Regions from separate parts of the Homo sapiens genome. Here region 1 is linked to region 2. The links are chromatin loops, found by intact Hi-C in ENCODE. Cell type or tissue: GM12878. All regions are shown on one strand. Each heading gives the region's core, and the rest is flanking DNA. Links, peaks and the distances in the headings are about the cores only.

The links. A loop is a pair of places that touch in the nucleus more often than their neighbours do. Peaks named below come from ENCODE experiments on the same cell type or tissue, not always from the same donor. Only the 100,000 strongest peaks of a DNase experiment are listed, where the experiment ranks them.
Region 1: a loop joins it to region 2, with 4 times the contacts of the local background. A loop is called at or near these places in 2 of 110 quality-filtered maps.

The regions. Positions count from the first base shown.
Region 1 is chr9:110,866,454-110,879,416 of GRCh38, reverse strand. It overlaps LPAR1 (lysophosphatidic acid receptor 1), which reads left to right. Exons shown (of 6, transcript NM_001351411.2): 6 at 3,695-6,154. The coding sequence ends at 3,996. Among named protein-coding and RNA genes, the nearest start is that of LPAR1, 170 kb to the left of the region's middle. In GM12878, for the core only: a CTCF peak has its summit at 3,870 (motif pointing left); a DNase peak (open chromatin) is centred at 3,976.
Region 2 is chr9:110,801,439-110,814,401 of GRCh38, reverse strand. It overlaps MUSK (muscle associated receptor tyrosine kinase), which reads right to left. Exons shown (of 15, transcript NM_005592.4): 15 at 7,844-12,963. Among named protein-coding and RNA genes, the nearest start is that of MUSK, 140 kb to the right of the region's middle. RefSeq lists an enhancer at 5,630-5,679. In GM12878, for the core only: no CTCF peak of the experiment used is centred there; DNase peaks (open chromatin) are centred at 5,156, 5,591 and 5,981; H3K4me3 peaks cover 1,675 bases; H3K27ac peaks cover 2,750 bases.

The DNA of each region.
Region 1 (12,963 bases), core at 2,935-10,934, 64 kb before region 2:
AGATGGAGTCTTGCTCTGTCACTCAGGCTGGAGTGTGGTGGTGTGAGCTTGGCTCACTGCAACCTCTGCCTCCTGGGTTCAAGTGATTCTCCTGCCTCAGCCTCCCAAGTAGCTGGGACCACAGGTGTGCGCCACCACGCCTGGCTAATTTTTGTATTTTTAGTAGAGATGCGGTTTCACCGTTGTTGGCCAGGCTGGTCTCAAACTCCTGACCTCAGGTGATCCACCCACCTCGGCCTCCCAAAGTGCTAGGATTACAGGCGTGAGCTCCCGCACCGGGCCCTTCCTCTTACTTTCATACTGTTGCATACCATTCATCGGTGTTGTGCCTGGGTTTGTGGGATTCTTCTATCAGAAATGTGCTGGAAATATACAAACTACTCAAAGCACTATGACTACTGAGTACTATATTTCATTCCCCATCTTGGTAGGTGATGGCATTGACCCATGAGAACCTCCAAAATGATTTGCTTCCCTATGTTGTCTCTCTATTCCCTCTTGTTATCTTCTTCATACCCAACTGCAAGTCCTAGGAATCTCTTTATAATCAGGATAGTATTGTCTCAGAGCCTTTTGACATGCCAGCTCTTTCTTGTCCAAAACACATTTTCACATTCTGCCCTTGGAGAATCTATCCTAGGGCTCTGCAACGCCAGCGTGCCACTCACGTAAGTCATGGTGGTCAGGTAGATGCACAGTTTATAGAGGGCTTTTACAAGTTGTATCTCAGTTTGATCCTCACTGTGCCATGTGGAGGAGGCAGGGAGCTATTATTTCTCCACTTCAGAGGTGCTGAGATGGAGGTGTTTTAACTCTTATCAACCTTTCAGGTGTACGCTGAACTCTCTGTAGATTACATGTTGATGGGGTCCACAATGCACATCTCAAGTCCTGTAACCTGATTGAATTATGGTTAGCTCCTTACTATTAAAGGGGTTTAGGTGTGGTTTATTATTGTTTTCAGAAGCTCAAGGGGAAATCCTTAATTTGAGCAAAATTTATTTCAGAATATCCATTCATTGTGGGTTAGGAACCTCATCCCTTACAATTTTCCAGCCCCCATTTTCGTCTTCTGTAGTGCATCCTCATCTTTTGGTCAGTTTGATCCTTGAGGCCTCTGTGAAATAGAAAGGAGGGGGAGGGGGGCGCAGAATTTCCATATGATTGGTTTTAGATGTTGATTTCGGAGGCCTGTACTGTGAGTCACTGAAATTATTGGATTGAGTCTTGAAGATCCAAACACAGAGTGTTGGGACTGTGTGGTTGGGCTTAATCCTAGTACAAAAACCAGTTCCTTTCAGTGAAGAAGATAAAGGAGAGGAATCCAGGTTCCTCAATGAAGCATCCATACATAGAAGCTCCTGTGTCAGGCTGTGGTGTTTCCCACTTCCTGCCTTCAGTCTAGCAGGGTTCCTTGCATTTCTTGGTCTAAAAGTAAGGCTTATGGGCTCTTTCTGGAAAGATCTTACACCTTTTAAATTTTAACATGGGAAGAAATTATAAACAACAAATGACAGTGTTTGAATTCTCTCACTTTTGAGCAAAGTCAAGCAGCTTAAGTATGAGAGAATAAAGATATTCCCTTCTGTTGCCCAGAAGGAGAAAAAGATCATTTTATTTAAAATCTAGCTATTGAGATGCATGTTCCTTGTGTCTAATCAAGTTCTGAATTTGAACTCAATTAGAGCTTTGATAAAAGGAAGGGGAAAGGAAACTTGAAAGAATGCTGTTCCATTCATGAAGGGACTGTGTGTTTTTAGTTTCCAAGTAAATGGCATAATGGGACCATGCATTTTCCATCCAAGCATTTTCCATCCTGAGAATAATTCCCTTCCTGGCTTCTCAATGAATAATGCATTATTTCTGAAACCCAAGAGGCATTCCTTTGATTTTCCTTTATGTTTAGCTTTCTGAGTGATTTTCAAGCAAGGAAATTCAAGGACTTGGAATGAATGCTTTATTAACATTTTTATTGAAGTTCAAATTGCTCCTTGGCTATTATCTCCTGATATTTGAAATATTTTTTTCTCTCCAAGGAAAGTCTAAGGTGTTGTATTTATTAGAAAATGAAGTACCTTGGCCAATCTTCAAAGTGAACAGCAGTTTAAAACCAATACACATTTGTGTTGTAGAACAAAGAGCTTTATGGGGGTACTTTTCTCCTTTATTTTCATTTCCCTGCTGAAAAGTTTCACAAAAGAAAGCTCAGATTCAAAAGTGGGCTGTTTGGAGACTAAATCTCATTTGTTTACATTTTGTGAAACTAATTCCTTGAGGCTGGACCAAATCCATGACCCCAGTCCAAGCCTGCATCCACCAAAGCCAGCGCCATTTAAATCTGAAGATGCAAATGCCCTTCTGGGGTTGCTCCTACTTCCGCTCTGCCTGATTACACATATGTAGCCTGCCTGATTACACATATGGGGCCCATTAGGTGAGGTGTAATGGGACACAGTGGTGCCCACCGCTGTTGGCTCATGTTCTTTCAGTAGAAGATCCCCAGCAGAGTCTGGAGTAACACAGTGGTAGGATTTAATGCTATTTTACAACCTCCATTTTCCTGGGATCCAAATGATGAGTGATTTCAGAAACTAAATGAAATAGAATTAAGCATCTCATCTATATTTTCATTCCTCTTACAGTTATAGTAAAATTGTAATGATTCAGAATAATTGGGGGAAGAAAGAGAACAAAGTTGATCTAAATTAGTAGAACATCTGAAATAGTAAATTTGGTTTAAAATATTTAATGTTATCATTTTCAAGATATAGAAATGTAATATTTTCTAGAGCTTGAACTCTGGAGGCAGCCTCTAAGAACAGAAACTCTGGGATTTTTCTGCTTTCCAGTACTGTGGCCTTGAGCCAGTTATATAAACTTTCTGGGTCTCAGTTCCTTCATCTGTACAATGGGGATATTAGTTTCTATGTCATATGGCTACTGTGAAAATTCAATAAATTATTACTGGTAAAGCATATAGGACAGCACTATGTGGGTAGTTGTTGAATAAAAATAAAACATAGATCTTGTCATTGAAAATCACAATTTCCAAACAGGCCCATGCTACTCAGCAGGTAATAATTATTATTGTTATTGTAGATACAGATTGAGTGATTATTTCCTTAACACTTGTTTAATCCATACAACAAACCTTATGAGGTGTAAATATAATCATCTGCATTTTCAGATGGGAAAATTAAGGAAAGAAAGTAGTTTGCCTAAGTTCACCCAGTTTATTACATGTCAAACAAAGATTTGGGCCCAGACAACCTGAATCCAGAAACTATGCCTTAATTAAACATTAAAGGACACTTATCATTCGTGCTTATCTTTTGCCTGAAAATAACACTGCTATTAAAAACCATGTTGTTATGTGAGGTGAAGTGTTTCCTGAATGCAGTTTTTCATATCTCAATTGCTTATCAAACTCTTTGTGTTTTGCTCAAAATAATAATCATCAATGTCTCATAATTGCTTGATTTTAGTAACGTCCAAAATAAAATTTTAAGTTGACTATCGTTAAATTTTTTCTGATTTTCTCAGGAAATGAGTATTTCATTTGCGACAATGGTGGCTTCCAACTTCAGTATTTTTATATTGAACTGAAATCATTTCACTTTATGGTCGCATGTTTTATAATATTTTTTCATTCTCTTTTTAAAAATCCTTCTGATCCCTATCCTTGTCCTTGTAGGGGCCTTTATCATCTGCTGGACTCCTGGATTGGTTTTGTTACTTCTAGACGTGTGCTGTCCACAGTGCGACGTGCTGGCCTATGAGAAATTCTTCCTTCTCCTTGCTGAATTCAACTCTGCCATGAACCCCATCATTTACTCCTACCGCGACAAAGAAATGAGCGCCACCTTTAGGCAGATCCTCTGCTGCCAGCGCAGTGAGAACCCCACCGGCCCCACAGAAGGCTCAGACCGCTCGGCTTCCTCCCTCAACCACACCATCTTGGCTGGAGTTCACAGCAATGACCACTCTGTGGTTTAGAACGGAAACTGAGATGAGGAACCAGCCGTCCTCTCTTGGAGGATAAACAGCCTCCCCCTACCCAATTGCCAGGGCAAGGTGGGGTGTGAGAGAGGAGAAAAGTCAACTCATGTACTTAAACACTAACCAATGACAGTATTTGTTCCTGGACCCCACAAGACTTGATATATATTGAAAATTAGCTTATGTGACAACCCTCATCTTGATCCCCATCCCTTCTGAAAGTAGGAAGTTGGAGCTCTTGCAATGGAATTCAAGAACAGACTCTGGAGTGTCCATTTAGACTACACTAACTAGACTTTTAAAAGATTTTGTGTGGTTTGGTGCAAGTCAGAATAAATTCTGGCTAGTTGAATCCACAACTTCATTTATATACAGGCTTCCCTTTTTTATTTTTAAAGGATACGTTTCACTTAATAAACACGTTTATGCCTATCAGCATGTTTGTGATGGATGAGACTATGGACTGCTTTTAAACTACCATAATTCCATTTTTTCCCTTACATAGGAAAACTGTAAGTTGGAATTATCTTTTGTTTAGAAAGCATGCATGTAATGTATGTATGCAGTATGCCTTACTTAAAAAGATTAAAAGGATACTAATGTTAAATCTTCTAGGAAATAGAACCTAGACTTCAAAGCCAGTATTTGTTTAGGTCATGAAGCAAACAATGCTCTAATCACAATATTAACTGTTTAATTAAAATGTTGTAACAAGTATAAAACAGGGAATGTAAGTTTATTACCAAAGTGATATGTATTCCAAAAAAGTCATAGAAGATGAAGCACTATAATATTGTTCCCATATATTTAAAATACCCAAGTACATTCTAATTACCAGTATATCAGAGGAAAATTTTCGTAGTCTTTGTAAAATAATATACTCATCATAGAAAACTTGAAAAATGCAGAAATGTATAAAAAAGCAAAAATGATTACTGATAATATCACAACCCAGAAGTAACCACCTTTAAAAAGCAACCCCCATGTATGCCTATATGTGTATTGTATACTTTTTTTACATAATTGGAGTCATACTGTAAACAGTTTTATAAGTAGATCTTTTTCATTGCAAAATTGCCACATTTTCTTATGGCATTAAAAATTTTACAAAAACATAATTTTAATGGCTATATTATATTCCATTTAATGGATGCAACTCAGTTTATTTAACCATTCCCATGTTGTTAACTATTTAGGTTGTTTCTAATTTTCATTATTATAAAGTTGCAGAAATTTGGTGTACATAAAACTGTCTCCATATAATTGATTATTAGGATATATTCCCATGAAGGATTCTTTTTTTAAAAAAATGTGAAATGTCATCTTGTACTTACACCTTTCATGAAAAGGGATTTCCTGCTTTTGTACTGCATGGGTGGCAGTTGTGAGGAAAAGCCAGTCAAATGACCTTTTTACAAAAGAAATGCAGTGGTCACTTCAGTTGAGAGTGACTTTTTAATACAACAAGATCAACTAGAAGAATTCAACTGTCTCAAGAATCAAGGTACCCCAATATATCTCGCAATTCCAAACTTTGTTTGAGGGACTCGTTATCCAGCTCTTGGTAGCCACACCTGCAATGTAAAATGGAAGAAAATGCAAAGAAACCAAATGTGCCGAGTGAATAAAGGATTGTCATATCAATTAGTGTGGGTCCATCTGTAGCAAATGGGTTGAGTGTGTCAGTATGTGGTTGGTTACTGTGTATTCGCCAGGAATCACCCCGATAGGCTGCCACCCTATTAGGTGATACCTGTTTAATATGTTGTCCAGGTAGACTAGTAGTTGCATCAGTTTGCTGTAACAAGTAACCAGTGAGGTAACACAGTGGTGAAGCAGGTCAGGGGAGGTCAGGAGGATGTCTGAGAGAAAGAAGTCCGGGAGATGAATGGCTGTCTAGGAAGGAGGATGTCAGTGCACGGTTAGTGTTTGAGCAGAGGGCAGACTTGTAAAGTACCTGTAGTGAAAAGAATGTGGGGACCCGATTAGCAGAAAGGTGTTTGCACGTACTTTATACAAAATACAGAATACTTTATATTGGAAGTGAAAGAAATGAACGTGGACTTTTACACATGTGCATATTTTTCTGGAGGCTATATGGATTATTTGAAATGAAAAGCATACTAATTGGACTTTAATAAATCATTTTCAATCAGCGTTTGGTAATGTGTGGTTCTGGTCAGTGCTATTTCTCTTGTTCGAGAGTCTTCCAGCTTGCATTGCGTGGGTGTTTTTCCCACTATGACCTCCTTTATTTCTCTGTAACAAGGGCTGCTTAACCCTGAGGCGGAGCAACCGTGTGCTCCCCCAGCCCACAACTGCTTTTTTTCAATCTGAGTAATAAATCTTGCCAATGTCTGGGAGGTGGTAGTTTATGTTCCTTGAGAGGAGACAATTTATTAAGATGGTACTTTAGCTCAACAGGATAACCGTTAGAGTGGGTTTCTTTTTGAAAGACTGATTTTACAAAAAATTTTGACAACTTTATGAAACACTCTCACTAGTTTATAAAGTCACGGTGGTATTTCTACTTATAGGTTTAATAACCAACAAGATAAAAGTTATATATATATCTTCCAATGATATAACCATTATAACATTTTCAGTATATCACTAAGGTGTTGGAAAAAGATAAAATATTTATTCAAGTGAATGTCTCAATGAGGATTTGGAAGAGAATTCTGAACCTTTAATTTTAGGTGGATATAAGATTGTTAGAAATCAAATATCTTTGAACTGGTCTTTACAAATTAGCCACCCCTCACATATATTCCTCTTTTTAAATTAGTGAAACCATAATTTTCAAGACCTAAAACCGCAACTAACGTATAATTAATGAATCTTATCAGCCTTCCTTTTCTCCTTCCCAGTTAGCTATTGTTTTAGGTTCCACTGTTCATCTTCCAGTTTATTCCAGAATTCTCTCAGCTTCTGAAATATTATATACTGCTTCTAGCTCCTTCCCTTAAAACCCAGAGTGTGCACTCATGCTAGGTAAAAACTGTAGAAACACCTCTTTTATCACATCCCTTCACTATAACAAAGTAAACAGAACATTTTAATGAAAAGAGCTTTTGAAACAAAGTGCTAATTGTTTCATATCAACTGAGCTTCACCTGATTCCAAACCCCATAAGAATTAGGGATTATTTGTGGGTTTAGAATGGTGGTTTGTGAATGAGGTTGGACACTGCATGATAGAAGAGATGTACGTAACTAGGAGCCAGGATGTATTGTTAATCTTCCTAAGCAAGGGCTGTTCATGTTCTAGCATTCACCTGCATCTTGTGTAGTCTACACAGCAAATTCTCTAATTCTTCCCTTAATGTTATAAAGCTCATATTCATAGACTATTAACAAAATATTAAATTATAAACTTAAATCATAAATTATTAGCAAATAGTCTATGAATATGAGCTTTATAACTCTGAATATGAACTTTAATGATGTGACATGTAATGACCATTTGAAAATATGCTGAATTTGCAAACTAAGGCACATCAGTCGAATCCACTTATTTTTGTATGACCTATGAGCTGAGAACAGGTTTTACATTTTTAAATGGTTGGGAAAATATTTTGTGACACATGAAAATTATAAGAAATGCAAATGTCAATGTCCATAAATAAAGTTTTATTGGAATACAGCCATCCTTATTAGTTTATTAATTCCCTATGACTGCTTTTGTATCATTAAATACTAGCGCAGAGTGGAGTAGTTGCAACAGAGTCTATAATGGCCCTCAGAGTCTAAGATATTCACTCTCTGGCCCTTTATTGAAAAAGTTTTCCAATCCTTGATTTAGAAGATTCCATTTTCAAAAAAAAAAAAAAAAGTTTCCATTTTCAATCATGCTATCCTCATTTGATTATGGATGTTCATTAGAAGAGGAAGAAGGAGAAATTGGGCACAAGATTCCTTAATCTAGCTCTAGCCTGCAGAGAGAATTCTCAACCCAATTTTTTATGTTAAAGATAACTTGCATTTTGGAACTTATGGAAAAGCTAACCAAATTTACAGATTTTGTGAATAAATTGCCAACATGATGCCCCATCAGCCCTGAATACTTTTTTATGTAATTCCACAGATAAGGACATTCTCTTTCATAACCTCAATGCAATTATTAAAGTCAAATTAACATTGATGCAGGAACTATCATTTAATTCACAGATCCCGTTCAACCTTCATCAATTTGTCCAATAAAGTCCATTATAGCAAAATAACCTAATCCAGGCTGGCTGGCTGTATTATCTCTCTTTGAGTCTTCTTAAATCTTCAACAGTCTCTTAGTTTTTTCTTGACCTTCATGACTTTGTCACTTAAAGATCACAGGTCATTTTTTAGAATGTCTCTCAACTTGGCTTGTCTGACATTTTCAATGGTATATATATCATTTATCTTTGACAAAACAAGAGAGAAATTCTGCTGTGTTTCTTCCGACTACATCCCATCAAGCAGTACATCATGTTGATTTGTCCTATTATGTACTTTGATTATGTAGTTAAGGTGATGTCTACTAGGTTTGCCACTATGAAGAAAACAGATACCTGTTGCACACATACCCTCAATCATTTTTTTATCCTTTGTAATAAGCACCCTGTAGAGAGGTAATTGGGACTATGTGAGTATCCTGTTCCACATCAAATTTTAATGTCTAGTTTTAGCATCCATTGATATTTCTTGGGTGAATTAATCATTATTCTGATTGATAGTTGCCTAATGATGAATTTCTAATTCTCTTTTCAAAATGTATTAGCAATCTTCTGTGAGAAACTTTTTCTCTCATTTATTCACTCATTTATACCCCTATGAACTCATGGGTTCCTGTTTTGTTTAATTACTTATACTGTTACTGTCGCTTTCCAGTTAAATCTTTTCTTTTGAGATAATTGCAGATTCACATGCAGTTCTAAGAAATAATATGGACTGATTCCGTATATCTTTTACCTGGTTTCTCCCAGTGGCCAGTATCTCACAAAACCATAGCATAACATTACAACCAGGAAGTTGACATTGATATAATCAAGGCATAGAACAGTTCCATCACCACAAAGATTCCTCATGTTGCAATTTATAGCTTCATCCAACTCCCTTACCCCCATTCTGACTCCTAGCATTCACTAATCTAGTCCTCATTTCTTCAATTACATTTGATACTTTTCTCATGCTAAAACTCATAAGACTTCTCTGTAACAATGGATGTGGTGCTGATACTTCCCTAGAGTTAACAGACAGGAAGAGAGAGTCTCTATACACATGAACTATAGACTGTATCTAGTCCAGAGAGAAACCACGCAAACAAATATTTCAAGGAACACAGAAATGAGTAAAGTAGAAAGTGGAAGTCTCCCCTACAGTTTGGAAGTTAGACCACAGATAATCTGTTGCACACAACCTGATAAACAGACATTCACAAAGTTATTTTACTTTTTTTTTTTTTTTTTGAGATGGAGTCTTGCTCTGTTGCCCAGACTGGAGTGCAGTGGAGCGATCTCCGCTCACTGCAAGCTCCACCTCCCAGGTTCACACCATTCTCCTGCCTCAGCTTCCTGAGTAGCTGGGACTACAGGCGCCTGCCACCACACCTGGCTAATTTTTTTGTATTTTTAGTAGAGATGGGGTTTCACCATTTAGCCAGGACGGTCTCCATCTCCTGACCTCGTGATCCGCCCGCCTTGGCCTCCCAAAGTGCTGAGATTACAGGTGTGAGCCACCATGCCCGGCTGCGATTTTACATTTCTGTTTGTTTTGTGGAACTCTCAACGTCTCTTTGGCATCAGGAAAGCCAGACTTCATTTTGTTTCATGTGTGACATTGTTTATAATTTGCATCTTTTAACTCGGATCTTTCATGAAAGGAATCTTTGTATTTTCTATTATGAAGAACATATAGTGCTGAGTAGTACTTAACACTTGTTTATGTAAATGAAATGCGTGAACTACAAGTAAAGGCATGCTTAATGAAGAAATGCTCTTTAATTCCACAATCCTGATAAAGGGTTTCCTTCACATTTAAGAATATTACAGTTAAAATTAAGTCAGAATAATGTAAAAGAAAAAAAAAAGCTTAAATCCTTCGATGATGTGTTCTACCAATGTGTCTGTGTTTTCTGAGTAGTCAACTTATTTTGCTATGCTTTAGGAAAAATTTTAATAGCACTACTGTGTTGCGTGGGTAATGGGATTTATGGGATTTATAGCTCACATAAAACATTCATATAATTTGTATTTTGATCTTTGTGGTAACTCTTACACATGAGGAAACAGTCTCAAAGAAAAAACTGGGGGTCTAATATTTGTTGTTTATAGCATTATTTGATGGCTAATTACATATTCTTTATATTGCAATTGATAATTCCTTATATATATTTATCTATTTTGTCTCCCCAAACAAATTATGAGTTCCTTGAGAAGAGGCATGATGTTTTATATATTTTTTAATCCCTCAAAGAACTTAGCACAGTAAAAGTAAGAGAAGAAAACATGATGTCATTAACAGGTGCATGAACTGTGCTGTGCGGTGTTCATATTATTGCAGGCATGCCTATATTCCAAGCTAGAAAACAAGTTAGTAATATTTGAGAGTAAGATAATCTTGTGCTTTCCATTACTTTTTTATTATACCAATGACTATAACAAAACTAGAAATATGGTGTCACTCAACAGTTCTTAAGTGAAAATTTTATGACCATAATTAGATGTGATAGTTGATGTTATCGCTATCTACCACTCATTCTTTGACTTATTCATCTACAAATATTTTTTCAGAGTCTTCTGTGTATCAGGCTCTTATGATGTTGCTGTGAATGTGATAAGCAAGATCTTTAATAGAACTTAGTTGCAGCGAAGGAGAAGAAAATAAGTTCAAAATAAAAGTACAAATTGTATTAAGAGTTATGAAGGAAACAATGGCATGACATAGAAATTAAAGGAAAATAAAATGGATGGTGGAAGATAGGGAGAGGAACTATCTTTGAAAGGATAATTTAGAATGCTCTGTCTTAGAATGAGAACTGTCCTGTCAAAGCCACTCACCTTGAGCCTGAGTTGCACAGAGGTGTGCCCCTGTCAAGCTCTTGAACTTGCACTCACTCTGGTAATCAGTTCACGTCAAAACAACCCATTAGAAAAATTGGCACGCATTTAGCATATGCAGATAGGAATTTCAGACAAGATGTGTAAATGCTTAGTGAGAGAAAGCATGCCATTTGGGAAAGAAGGGCAGGTATAGACTGTGAGGATGAGGCTTGAAAGGCAGGCTGGCGTGATGACTTGAGTGATTTTGGAAGTGATTTTATCCTTGAGAATTGTGGGAAATAAGCTAAAGGATTTAAGTTTAAAAAAAAACCACACAATCTGGTTTACACTTCAGAATAAATTGGAGAAGAAAGACTGAAGGCAAAAGATAGGATCAGAGGCCGTCACATTAACTGAGACGAAAGATGAAGGTGGCAATGGAGGTGCAGAGATGAATGGATTCAGGGGTGTTTGGGACACGGTGATTGTTTGGATAAAGATGTTTTCTTAAGTTATGACCTCGAATACTGGATGGATGGACATGTGATACGTTGAGATAAGGAACATAAGAGCAATTTTACAGAGAAAAGATAATGAGTAGAGCCTTCAAATGAGAATTTTGTGGTAGGAAGGTGGCTATGTGAAACTTGAAGCTCAGGATATATCCCTGGACTGAAGACTTAGATTTTGGAGTCTGATTTTTTTCTGCTGCCATCTTGCTATATTCTTCCCTAAGATGAGAAGCACACAGCCTCGATCTGCTTGAATAAGAAGAAGGAAATGAGCTAAAACAAGGAGAAATAAAAAAAAGCAGAACTTAATATCTGAATGTATTATCCAGAAACATGTGAAGCTGTTTCTTTTCAACAAAATAAGGTTATGTACCATGTATTTGATTTTTAACTTGATAATACATTATAGATATCCATCCAAGGTTTAAGTATGTGTCTGCCTTGCTCTGCAGTTGAAGTAGAGATTATTACAGGTCATCAATGTTTTGTTTACCCCTTCTTCCTGGACTCTTGGAAAGCTACAACTCTGTTAGACAGGTTTGTGCAACTAGTTATGTCCAGTGGGCTGTGAGTGGATGTGACATCTGTCATTTCTAGACTTGATGAACTAAAATACCCCATGCTAGTTTTCAGATCTTTTTTCTCTCCCCCTCCACCTTCCAAAAGCCAAAAATAGAGGCGGCAGAATAAGAGAGTGACATCCCCATCAGCTTGAGTGACTATGTAGAGCAAACTCCCTGATGTCTCATATTGAATGGACAGCATTATCAAGTCTGAAAGGAAAATAAAATTTCACTATGAAAATCACTATGCCAAAAGGGAAAAATTCAGCTGAAATCTAAGTCATGCAAGAAACTGCTCTTCCTTTTGTCCCTAAGCACACGGCTGCAGATAAAAGGCCAGATATCTCCACAGGTAGCTACTCTATGTTCACCTTATCTTATGTAAAGTGCTGATTTACTGAGCACCAGACAAATACATAATTGGCTTTTCCCCTACCTGCTCCTTTTCTCGTGCAACACGTGGATTCAGTAATGTGACCACACCTTCTCTCTTTCCCCTCCAAACTGCGTTTCCCCTTTAAATACTGAAGCCTTTTTCTCTTTGGAGAAAGGCACACAGGACAGACTGTTTCTGTGATTTCTGTGTTCCTTTCTTCAGGGGATGTCCTTAATGTTGACAAAATAAACTTCTAAATTGATTGAGAATTGTCTCCGATAATTTCTGATTTACACAAGAAATAAGCACCTGCTCTGTTTTCAGTGAGATTTTGTCATTCATCTGCTACTGCAACATAGCTTATCCCAACTGATAAATAGTATTCAGTCTTGATGAGCATTAAAATTGACTTTTGCCTTTTCCTGATTATAGGAAATGGACATTTAATTTTTTATTTTTTGTAAAGCATACCAAAGTGCACTCCAAAAATACTGTACC
Region 2 (12,963 bases), core at 1,763-9,762:
ATAAGAATTCAATCTTCTTTGCCTCTGGGTAGGACAATCTTTGCGGTATAACTCATACTCCAGAGCTCTCTGTGAGTGCAAGCTGAGGTCACACTTCCGCTGATAACACACCTTTGCCCAGCTCCTTCACTAACCAAACTTCCTTCTATCACTCCCAGAGGCATTTCCTCTGAGAGCACTCCCTCCATAAACCACTTGCACAGGAATCTTTATCTCAGGCTTGGTTTTTCAAGAACCTGACCTGATATGGTTTTGCTGTGTCCCCACCCAAATCTCATCTTGAATTGTAGTTCCCATAATCCCCATGTGTTGTGGGAGAGACCTGGTGGGAGGTAATTGAATCATGGGGGCAGTTACTTCCATGCTGTTCTCCTGATAGTGAATGGGTCCTCATGAGATCTGATGGTGTGGTCTTTTCCCCTTTTGCTCAGTACTTCTTGTTGCCACCATGTGAAGAAGGACATGCTTGCTTCCCCTTCTGCCATGTTTGTAAGTTTCCTCAAGCCTCCCCAGCAGTGCTGAACTGTGAGTCAATTAAATCTCTTTCCTTTATAAATTACCCAGCCTTCGGTATGTCTTTATTAGCAGCATGAGAATGGACTAATACATGACCTAACCCTGTATCCTAAGAGTAGTCCTAGGAAGCATACCCTAAGGTTGGGATTCTGGAGTCAGATCATTTGCTGATAGCAATGAGAACTCCAGCCCTTGGAGACGTGGAATTTCAACAGCCTTTGAAATGTCGTAGCAGTGCAGTTGCTAATGAATTTATTTGTGATGAGCAGGTGGAAGGATATACACTAATTCCTGCAATGTCTCTGCTTTCATAGAACTCATTGCTATTTAAAATGATCTGTTTATATTTTTGTTTTCATATTTATTATTTGTTCGTTAGTAGAATTAAAACTCCCCCAAATCAGACTTATCTTGTTCACTAGTATTTCCCCAGCAACTGTGACAGTGCCTAGCATTTAGTAGCTAATCACTAAGTATTGGTCAAATGAATGAATAAAAAATTAATGGAGGATTTTAAGGAAGGAAACGGAGAAGAAGAACTGTTGCTAGGAGTGAGGGGTATGGACCAGGCACTGACACCAGAAAGGTAATCATCTATTTTGAGTTCACTGCCGCCCCTCCTCCCAACCCCCACTGCTTCCTGCCAGGTGATAGTATTTTAGTTAGTAGCTCTAGGGAAATAGTCTCTATTTAGCCTCTCAAGGATAGAACCAAACAGATGGTTTCTACCTCTATTGTATCACTCTTTTGTTTCCTGTGAGTCTTGTCTGTTAGTATGATGCCATGTGTTTTCCATTTTGCAGAAATTTATCCAAATCCGTAGTCCATTGAGACCCCAGGTGGTGAGGCAAACACATGCTCTCTCTCCATCTTGGACTGGAAGCCCATCTAAACATTTAAAATTCTACGATAATTATACTTAATGTAATTATTACTATGTCAAGGCTTAAGTCTGCCATTTTATTTGTTGCTTTTTATTTGCTCTGTTTTTTTTTTTTTTTTCTGTTTTCTTGTTCTTGCCTTCCTGTGGGTTACTTGAACATTTCTTAGAATTCTGTCTTGATATATCTATAGTGGGTTTTGTTTGTTTGTTTGTTTTTGAGACACAGTCTTGCTCTGTCACCCAGGCTGGAGGGCAGTGGTGTGATCTCGGCTCATTGCAACTTCTGCCTCCCGAGTTCAAGCTTTTCTCCTGCCTCAGCCTCCCAGGTATCTGGGAGGCATGTGCCACCACACCCAGCTAATTTTTGTATTTTTAATAGAGACAGGGTTTTGCCATGTTGGCCAGGTTGGTATTGAACTCCTGACCTCAGGTGATCCACCTGCCTTGGCCTCCCAAAGTGCTGAAATTACAGGTGTGAGCCACCGCACCTGACCAATAGTGTTTTGAAGTGTATCTTTTTGTGGAGTTTTGTTATGGTTGCTCTAGGGATTACATTATACATGCATTATACAGTACGTATGTAACTTATCACAGTTACTAGTGTCGACATTTTACCAGTTCAAACAAAGTGTAGAAAGGACCTCCTTTTATATCGCTTTAGCCTCCTATGTTTATAATATATTGCCTTAAATATTTCCTCTATATGCATTTAGAGCTCAGAGGCATGAAAGTCTGAGTTGTGGAAGAGGACTTTTCTGACTCACACCTGTGGGAAGTTTGAGCTCCTTATTACACCTGGTGAGGGAGAAGTCTAGGATCCACACTCGGTCTTTGCTGGCGTGGGTGGAGGTGAGGCCATTTTTTTTGTTTGTTGTGTGTGTGTGCGCGCGTGGTGTTTGGCTAGAAGAGAGCAATTATTGTCTAAAAGGTTTCTGTCTTGCTAGGTGCCCTTTTCCTGGTGTTTTGTCTAAAGATAGCAGGCTTTAGTTGGGGCTTTTTTTTTGTTTGGTTTTTTTTTTTTTGGTATATGCCCGCTGGCGTTTCTGTGTTGCTGGCTTCTTCAGCTTCAAGTTTGAGATAGCTGAGGCCCAAAGAAAACCCAGAGAGCTCACCAGAATGTCATTCCTTGACTCTGTCTTCTTCCTAGATGAACTGTCTACTTCTCTCTACTTTTCCACGTTGGTTTTCTATGTGATGTTCGGGTTTTTAGTTGTATTTAGTGGAAGGAAGAGGAAAAAGCACATCCACCCCCTCTTCTTATAAGTAGAAGTCTACTGTGTAGATTTTTATATCTTTGAATGTTGACCCAAGTGAATGTATTACTATTAAAAATAATTAAATAAAAAATAATGCAATGAAAACAGTAAAAAGCAGATAGGAGATGTAATGAATTACAAAATCAGATTAAGACATTTACCTATCTCAGAAGAAATTGATATAAAATGTATACAATGAGGCTAAAGATAATAAATATGGAGGGTAGATCTAGAACATACATTGTAACAGGATTCCCAAGAAAAACTAGACTGTTCCAGGATCCACACTCAGTCCAGGTGGAGAACAATCAGTAGAAGACAAACAGTAGAACATACTTGACAATTCACAAACTGCCCAAAAACAGCTGGTAAAAAATCTGAAAAGCAAACAATATCTGCAGGAATTTAAAAGAAAAATCAAATTTAAACAGGGAGCTAAAGTTTCTCAGTTATCAAACTGGCTAAGAATTAAATTTGATGACATGCTAAATTAGCTGAAGTATCAGAAATAAGCACTTTCAAACATTGCTATTGGTTGTGTAAATTGTTGCAAGATTTCTGGAGGGTAATTTTGTAACATATATTAAAATTCCTAAAAAGGTTTATTGCATCTGACCTAATTATGTTAGTTCTATTGCTGTATCTGCAGGAAATAGTAAAAAGATCTGTGTAATGATTTAGCTATAGTATGTCAGTTTTCTATATAATTGCAAAAAATTAGACACAATTATATTAGCAAAGTCCTTGGAAGTATTTACTGTGTATTAGGTACCTTTCTAAGCCTTTTCTACTTATTAAATCATTTAATCTTTCCAATAACCTATGAGCTTGGTGCTATTCTTATTCTCTTTTCATAAATGAGGAAAATTGAACACAAAGGGGTTAAGTAAATTGCTAGGATTTGACAGGCAGCAGACTCAGCCCTGAGTCCATATATTTCAACACTCCATCTGCTGCCTGTCTTGATAACACTTACGCAACCTCCATATACATTTGATAACATGTATGCAACATCTAATGATTTATTATGTCATCACCAAAATAATGCACACATTGATATTTAAAATATAAAAAAGTTCTAAATTTATTGTTAATGGAAAGCTGTTAGGTTAGTAAATAATACAAAACAATCTTAGAAAAAAAATCTAAGTGTAGATTTTTGAAGTGTAGAATATTTATGTCAAACAATTAATGATTTTTCCTTTAGGGCTGTGTTGTTCTGGAATCATCTTCTAGTTTCTGTTGTGAATATAATGTATTACCTGTTAATGCTAAGTTTGGCCAAGTGCCAGATAAATTCACAGTTATTGCAATAAGAAAATAGATCTTTCATAAGAATAACTAAATTTTCTCAGAGTTCTCTGAAATTGGATGAGTAGATACCTACTTTCTTCCAAAATTGTCTCAAGTATACAAAAATTAAAAACTAGTTTCATATAGCTTTGCAAAGCTTATTAGAAAGAGGTTGACAGTTATAGAAACAGAGATAAAGATGTTTTCCCTAAAATATTTGAGGTTTATTATTTAAAAATGTCTTAAAAATTATGTCTCCAAATTGCTTGAACCTGGGAGGCAGAGTTCTGGTGAGCCAAGATCACGCCACTGCGCTCCAGCCCAGGCAACAGAGCAAGACTCTGTCTCAAAAAAAAAAAAAAAAAAAAAAAGTGTCTCCTTGATTTCTCAAATAATTGAGAAATTATTTGAGAAATGAATGAGAAATAAATAAGAGTTGATCTACCATTTGATACAGCAATCCCATTTCCTTTGGTATACACTTAAAGGAAAATCAATCATTCTGCCAAAAGGCACATTGTACCCATACGTTCATTGCAGCACTATCCACAATAGCAATGATGTGGAATCAACATAGTTGCCTATCAATGGTTGATTGGATAAAGTAAATGTGATACATATACACCATGGAATACTATGCAGCCAAAAAGAACAAAATCATGTCCTTTGCAGCAAAATGGACACAGAAACAGAAAAGTAAATACTAAATGTCCTCAAGTATAAGTGGGAGTTAAACATTGAGTACACATGGACATAAAGATGGGAACAAAAGACACTGGGGAATACAAGAAGGGGGAGGTCTCTGAAGAAGGGAGGCAAGGGTTGAAAAACTATCTATTGGGTACTATGCTTACAACCCGGGTGACAGGTTTAGTTGTACTGAAAACATCAGCACTACACAACATGTCCACATAACACACTCGCCCATGTACTCCCTGAATCTAGAATGAAAGTTGAAGAAAAAAAAGGAATATAATACCCTCTGCCTCCAAAAAAAAAAAAAAAATGTGTTTCCTCAGGCATTTCCTGGTCATCTTTGCTTTGTTCTTAGAAATGAAATTTATTTGTGGTTTTTTGCTCTCTCAGTGTCACTCCTCTGTAAGTCTTTCTCTCATCTTTGATCAGTTTATTTTTTCTTACCTGTCACTTCTGAGGGTACTCTGGGAATGGGCTAAAATTAGGGCAGCTGCTTTTTTAGGTTGCCATAAACAAAGCAACTGAGTGATGTCAGGCAGAATGATGCTGAGAGTCTCCTGAGAAGGTGATCTGAGTCAGAAAGTGACTTAAACGAGTGAAGAGAAGATAAATACATAATACTAATGGACTGTCTTAAGATTCTTAAATATAATGCATCCAAATAATTTTAAAAATCAAGATAGCAGAAGAAGAGGTGACTTTAAATTATGTTTCATCCATACTTGAGTAAAGCATCAATTGAAATAAGAAGGAGCATCACACTAACCACCACGGTGTCAACATGGCTAAAAAAGAAAGTCAGAAAGCAGTGTCATGCCAACACTTCTAATTTTAATCACAGCTCTAAATGGTCAAGAACACACCCAGAAAATGATAGTGTGTATCTAAGTCTGGGTTTTTTTGTGGTTAACATCTCTCTGACGTAACCTTAGATACTACAGGTGGTTTCTCTTCTTATGGGCAAAATGCTATATACGGTGTGTACTTTCCAGAGACTGTGGTTTGAAAGAGCAATGCTGGCCAGTTGCATAATTACAGGTCTGACGATGAAGGTTGTAAGAAAAACTAACCCTGTTGAATCTCTTAGAAGTTTTTAATTAAGAGGGATTCTGTAAAGAAGACATGTAACGGCTTACAGGTAAAGGCTTACCTTGATTTTGCTTCATTCAGAGGACATGACCTCTTAGAAGGCAAGGTAAACATCTAGACACACATAAATCTTTGTTTGTAATGATAAGAAATGTACTGGCAAATATATCAGACCCCCACACCTATGGGTCTTTCCTGTTGATGTAGTTTCTGACCTTCCAATATGTAATGACTCAGTACTGAAGGCCAAGTGCGAGTGGTGAGTGGTTTCTCTGGTGATCTATACCAAAATAAGGGCTTATAAGTGTTCTATCTTGGTGGCTGTGCTACTGAAATAGATCTGAAACAAGTAAAAGAATAGTTACCTGAAATACACTTGCTATAAAGCTTTGACTCCACTCTAACCGGGATACCTCTTCACAATAAAGAACACTATGGTTAAAATGATGGAATGAGCACCATATCGAGTTCTCCTCTCCCAGATTCTCATGGAGTGACACATAGACCACGCAGAAAAGGAAACAGTCAATCGTGCTGCAAATCAGGAATGGGTAACAGATAAATGCAACCCATTTGCAGCTGGGGAATTTCTGCCAGCTGTAATGGGAATGGGCAAGGGTATTGAGAGCTATTAAAATGGATACAATCTACCCTCTTTAGAATGAGTACGTAAGTCAGCAGCACTAGGACACTGCAAGTGTGTATTTGCACTGGAGAGGCTCTGAGACTCCTCCTCGGTATCAAGGCAACACCAAGCTCCATAGCAGTTTTCAGCTTTGCTCCTAGATCAAGCAGAAAGCCTAGTCCTGAGGAGGAGAATCTAAAGCTATCATCTATAACACACAGTTAGAAATGTGAGTGTAAAGTTGGGGAGAGAGGTTTGAACTAAAAATAAAAAAATCTCAGCATACAGATGGCATTTATAGCCTTGCAACCAGAAGAGATCACTAGGGATGAATACAGATAAAAGGGAGATGTCATCCAAGGATTGAGGTGTGGGCTGTTCCAACATTAAGAAACAGGAAAAGAAGGAAAAAAGAAATCTGGAGGCAAACAAGACGAAGGAGTGAACCGATAACTCCTAAACTATTTCAACTATTCCAGAGAGGACTCTTGATGAACATGGTAGTAAGAGGCTTTTCTTTTCCCCTCAAGATTTCCCCAATATGACAGTAAATGTATATGAATAAGAATCAATCTATGTACATGCTGAAACCAATCCAAGTGCCATCACTTTGACAAATATTCAAAAAGCGGAAAGTATCTTAGTGTTCTTATCCATGGGTAAGACAAGGCACAGGAAAAACTAAATTGCAGCTTTTGCAATACACACAAGCCAAGCGTGAGGGGAGGGGAGATGTGATTTCACATGTATAAAGTCTCCATGCTCTGAGTCAGCAAATACAGAGACAGGGGTGGGCTGTGGGTTGTCAATCAGGATGGTCGACTAGAAGATTGTGTATAGAGCAGGTGGGCCAAGAGGCCTCATGTCTATCCCTGTAAACTGCTATCTGAATAGATCAATTTGCCTGAGAGGTCGTTGGTGTGGGTTTGAAGGGTCCTAGGTGTGAGGCAATACAGAAAATGGGGAGAATATCATACTCTTTTGGGTAATGGAAGCAGTGAAAGAATAGCAAGTAGCTCTCCCTGGGAGTGAAATACGTCAAAATATTGTATCTCAGAGTACAGTCTTCCATCACTTTGGAACTGTGGGGATTCTGACTCAGGCTGCCTATACTTCCCTATGAGCCACATAATCAGAGCCCAGAGGTAGCCATCCCACGGAAAAGAGGTCACACTGGGTGAATATACCAACAAAACAGCAAAGGGACCCCACTTCTACTACCAATACGAACCAGAGCAACTCTTCATTTGTAATTATGTATGGTGAATAAAAAAAATCATCAAAATAATTTTCGGAAAAAAGGGCACGAAAGAAGAGAGGCAGAAGAAAAAGGAAAAATAAATATCAGGAAGAGAAGCGAATGTAAAAGTTTTGTGATTTTTAAAAATATTTCTTCCATAAAATAGAGGAAATAAGAATTAATGTATATTAAATTTATCTTATCAAATTAAAATAATGGAATACCATTATTTGGCAATGCATAAATACATGATCACATAATTGCAGATATTTTATTTTTGTTTTTTGATGTTTAGAATCAATCTAGTCAAAGCACCTAAATCTTAATTTGTTCCAGAACAAAATGCAAATATTACAGATTCATAGAAATGAACATATAGTTGACAGCGTAGAAATAGGTGTATAGTTGACTGATTGTGAGAGTAGAGAGCAGGGAGAAGTGATGGAGGGAAATTTGGAAGCTCTAATTTTATGTAGCACAATCCAGAATCAGTAGGTAACCTTTATTTAGAAATATTTGTGAAAGTTGTGATAAACAATATAACATTAGAAGTTAACATATCTCAGGAAAAAGAAAGGGAGTTTGAGTCAGAGTGCTGCATATTTTTAAAAAATTGATCAATTCAGAAAGAGAAATGCAAACCTATTTGTTAGAATTGCACTGGTAATCACCAGAAGAACTAACACTATAAATGGGTGAAGTGGTTAGCACTTAGGCTGGGACTAGAGATGAAAAGGAAGAAGGGAACTTTTATTATTTTTTTAATTTTTACCCTCTTGTGAGTTTTTTTAAACAACATTTTTATGTATTACTTTCATAAATAACAATTATTTAAAAATAAACTAACCAAGATTATAGAGAAAAACTCCTGAGTTTTTCCTAATACAATGCTAATACAAATGCTAATGCCAATACAAAACTCTAACAGAGATGAAAATGATAAACTTTTAATTTTATGAACTTAATATTGATGCAAATATATGTAAATTAATTTGGTAGTTAAGTAGAAGATTGATATGATTCGCCCAAAAAGTTTATTCCTAGAAGACAAGGATATCGCTACATTAGGAAATAAATTCATACAATTGAACATATTAACAAATCCATTAGGGAAAAAAGCCACAATCATCTGAATGGACGGAAAAGTCAACATTCTTTTCTGATTGATAAAACCTACAATAAAAGACAAATAGAAGTCTATATTTTTAACATGATAAAAGTAGTTGAAACATATATCACAAAATTTAACTCCTTAATATATAAAGTGCTCTTACAAAGCAACAAGAAAAAGATATACCCAGTAGAAAAATAATAGTAGGAGGCAAATCACCAATCAAGTATCCTCAAAACATTAAACAATGTTCAATTTTATTAGTATTTAAAGAAGTGTAAATATAAGCTATGAAATAACTTTAAGCTATTAGCTATTATATTGGCAATGATTAAAATGCTATACTCAGTATTGGTGAGACTGAAATAAATGGGCTGTCTTATCTGACTAGGAGAGGTACATGTTAATAAAATAATTCAGGAAGGTAATTTTTTAATATATTTAAAAAGTATTAAAAGTGCATTTATCCTTTAATCTAGAAATTTCACTTCTAGGAGTTATAGCTAAAGAAATCACTTAAGATAAATGCTTACAAAATTTAGCAACAGGATGATCCAAACATTACATTTTATAATGGAAAAATAGAAATAAACCAAATGTCTAACAGTAGAATAGTTATGTCAATTACGATAAATCTGTATAATACTATTCAACCATCAAAATTAATGTTGCACATGAATACTTGTTCATGTAGAAGATGTTTAAGATATATTAAGTGATAAAAGCAAGGCTTGAAGTAATGTAGCAGTATGATCTTATTTTTGTTTAAATTATCTATCTATCTCTCTCTATGTATCATCTATCTATCTATTTACCTACCAACCTACTTACCTACCTGTCTATCTGAAAAAGCCTGGAAGAATATTATGATGTTAATGTTAATTACCTCTGGTTGGTGTTTTTTCATTTTTATTATTGTCTATTATGATTATACATATTATTGTATATTATTGCATATTATTTTTCTTTTCAAACATAATATATTACTTTTATAAGAAAATAAGTAAATGTTATTTTAAGGTAAAGTAAGTAGATGTGATCTCTTGTGTAAAGTATGAAAAAGGCTTAATAGGCTTTTTACAAGATAAATCCCATAATTCGATTAGAAAATGAACACAGCAGAAAAATGGGCTGTAGACAATTGCCAAAATAAAAACTGTTAATGACCTAGGAACAAGAAACATTCAACCTGACTAGTAATTTAAAAAATAAAATTAAAAAGAGGTTCTCTTTTTCTATAACCAAAGAGACAAAAGATTTCTAAAAAACAGAAAATTATCTATGAAAGCAAATGTTTAGGGCTATGAGATCTCTTGTACAATGTAGAAGTGGCAGTAATATTTCTGCAGAATATGAAACCACATAACAGAAGTGTTAATATTGTACATGCCATTTGGTCCAGACATTTCCTTTCTCTGAATTTTCATAAAAAGAAATGTGGACATGAACAAATAAGGATGTTAATTACAGCATTTTTTATAATGATAAAAATTGGAAAAAACCTAAATGTTCAAAAATACAAGATTGATTAGCTAAATTACAGTATATGAATAAAATAGAATATTATTCCAAAATTGGGTTTTTAGAAGAATATTTAATGACGTGGAACAGGTTCGTAATATACTGTAAAATGAAAAGAAAGTGTTCTTTTTCTGCTCTACCACGATAGCAGAGAATATGTTTTTGGGTGTCATGTGAAAAATACTCTGGTATCTTACCATGTTTGGTATTTGATCACTAAAAATGACTGCTGGTGCCTTACTGATATCTGTCCTGGCACTTGGTAACAGTGACACTGTGAGTGTCTCTCTTTTGTCTACCTTTTTGAATGTATATGATGATTCTACCATGAAAAAAAATCTTATTTAAAAAAGTAAACAATATTGGTGAATAATGCATCTATACTCCTGTGATTCAGAACATTAGATCGAGCACTTAGGGAATAAGTCAGTGATCTTAACTTGAAAATGTAATTAGAACTCATGAAAAAATAAACATGTCACCTATTAGATGTTATGATTAACTTAAATTGATAATGCTGAAATATACTTTTTTTGCTATTCATTAAAAAGACTTAGGAAGTTAATAGAATAAAATATAGATATAGAGTGTGCTTGAAACGACATGCAAATTACAAATCACTTCCACAGAGTTACTGAGGTTCAGTTATTGCTTCTATCATGTACAGAGGCTCTACAGTATAGTGGTTGAGAATTCGGCCTCTTTTGGTCAAAAAGTAGGCTCTGTTGCTGTGTGCACTCGGGCCAGTTGCACAATCTCTCTGTGACTGTTGGAGGCTGAGCTTGCAGTGAGCCAAGATCGTGCCACTGCACTCCAGCCTGGGCGACAGAGCGAGACTCCGTCTCAAAAACAAAACAAAACAAAGCAAAACTAAAATGTATATAATGATAGTACCAACATTACAGGGATGTTGTGAGGTTTAAGTTCATATATTTAAAGGCCTCAGAATACACATGGTAAGATTTCAATAAATGCTAGCTGATATTATAATTTTTATGATTACTGTTACTCTATTTTCTGTCAGCCTGACTTCTATGTCTGTCTTTTACAACAAAACTTTATCAGCGGAGAAAGCCCGAAGCTGTCTTTGAATTTTGCAGAGCATACATGAACCATCTAAAATAAGCCATGGATATCTATGCTCAAGTTCTAGACTTGCTGGTGGCCCTCTCCAACTTTTCTGCTTTGTTGGCATCTTGACTTTCTGCTTTAGACACACGCTGCAACTTTATTCTTTATTCAGTCATTTGGATTACAGTATCAATTTTGGACTTAGACTCATGATTTTTATCTGAAGCACTTCTTTAGGTCTCAGTCCTAAATGCTGACCTCGCTATTTATGAACCAGAACTGTGACTAAGGACCGCCTTACTGTCGTTGTATCCTACAGAATCTGTTCAGGTCTGAAATGAGAGGAAGGCCAGCTAATAGACAGGGTGGGCAACGGTAGAGGTTGAGTCATTGGCTCTTGGGTTGAAGGGAAGAGGATGTCAGCAGGAGGATTTTAGGAAGTAAAACTAATAGAAAACTGATGATGAAAGAGAGGGCAAAGTCTAGGAAAATTTCTACATTTTTGTCTTGGTTGCCTGGAGACACTATGAATAAGAAATGGCAGGTTTCCCACCAAAGATGTCAAGCTGTTACATGAGGCAGATTTGGGGATTTCAGGCAGAGTTTTCCAGCAGACAGCGAAAATCTACTTTCAAGAATTCACACCATTCCTCCAATGCCCTAACTACCAATTAGTCTGAATTAAGATAAGCTGGTATAGAGTAGACTGTTATTTTCTCTTCCCTGTTCGTTTTCAGGAGAATTTGGGTTCCTGCTATATCAGAAATAAACTCAGATCATGTATGGACTTAGATAAAGATGTATTGTGTGAGGATCCACTGAGAAAAAATCTGAACCCCCAGGAATCTGAGTTCCAGAGCTGCTGCTTTTTTTTTTAAATCATGAAATACAACAAAATCAGTTAATATGTCATGCACAAAGTTGTTAAGCAGAACGATATTAATTCTACAGCCAACTGAATTTGTTTCTAAAAGGAATAAAATGTCAGAATGCACAGAAATATCAGTTTTGAAATAACTCAGAGCCACAAGTGTATCTTGTGAAATCTCATATTATAAATTATGGTTTAAGAGATTTAAATAGACTCTAGTAATAATATTAATAGGTGAGAATGTTGAAATGTGTGGCTTCAAAGGCAAATGCAGGAAAAATAGTAATACTTTGCAAAAGGCATATACATATCAATCTACAATGGTATTTAAAATGTTATTATTTCTGCCAGAGTGTTTATTACATGAATGAAATAAAAGAAAAAAATAGCTTAATAACTAAAAAAGGACAGAAGTCCTGGAAAGAAGAAGAAATAAAGATTAAAGCAATGGAAAAGATACCAATACAATTTTTAAAGGAAAAGGTAAATCAGTAAGATACAAAAACTTGTTTCAAGAAAACTGGAGGAATAAAATAAGCAGACTTAATTCATGACAAATGCACAGAAAGGAAAAAAGGAGGGGCACAGGACAGAAAAGGGAACTCAGAGTTACAGGCTTGCTGATTTGCTGTTTCATTCCTTAGAAACCCTCTATCAATAAAATGTAACCACAACTCTGCAGAATACAAACAAATATAAAATTATGCATTAAATGCAAGAAAGATTTAATAAAACACTAAGACTCGTCTTTGGGGGGAGACAGAATGAGTGGCTTTTCCTTCTTTTTAGTT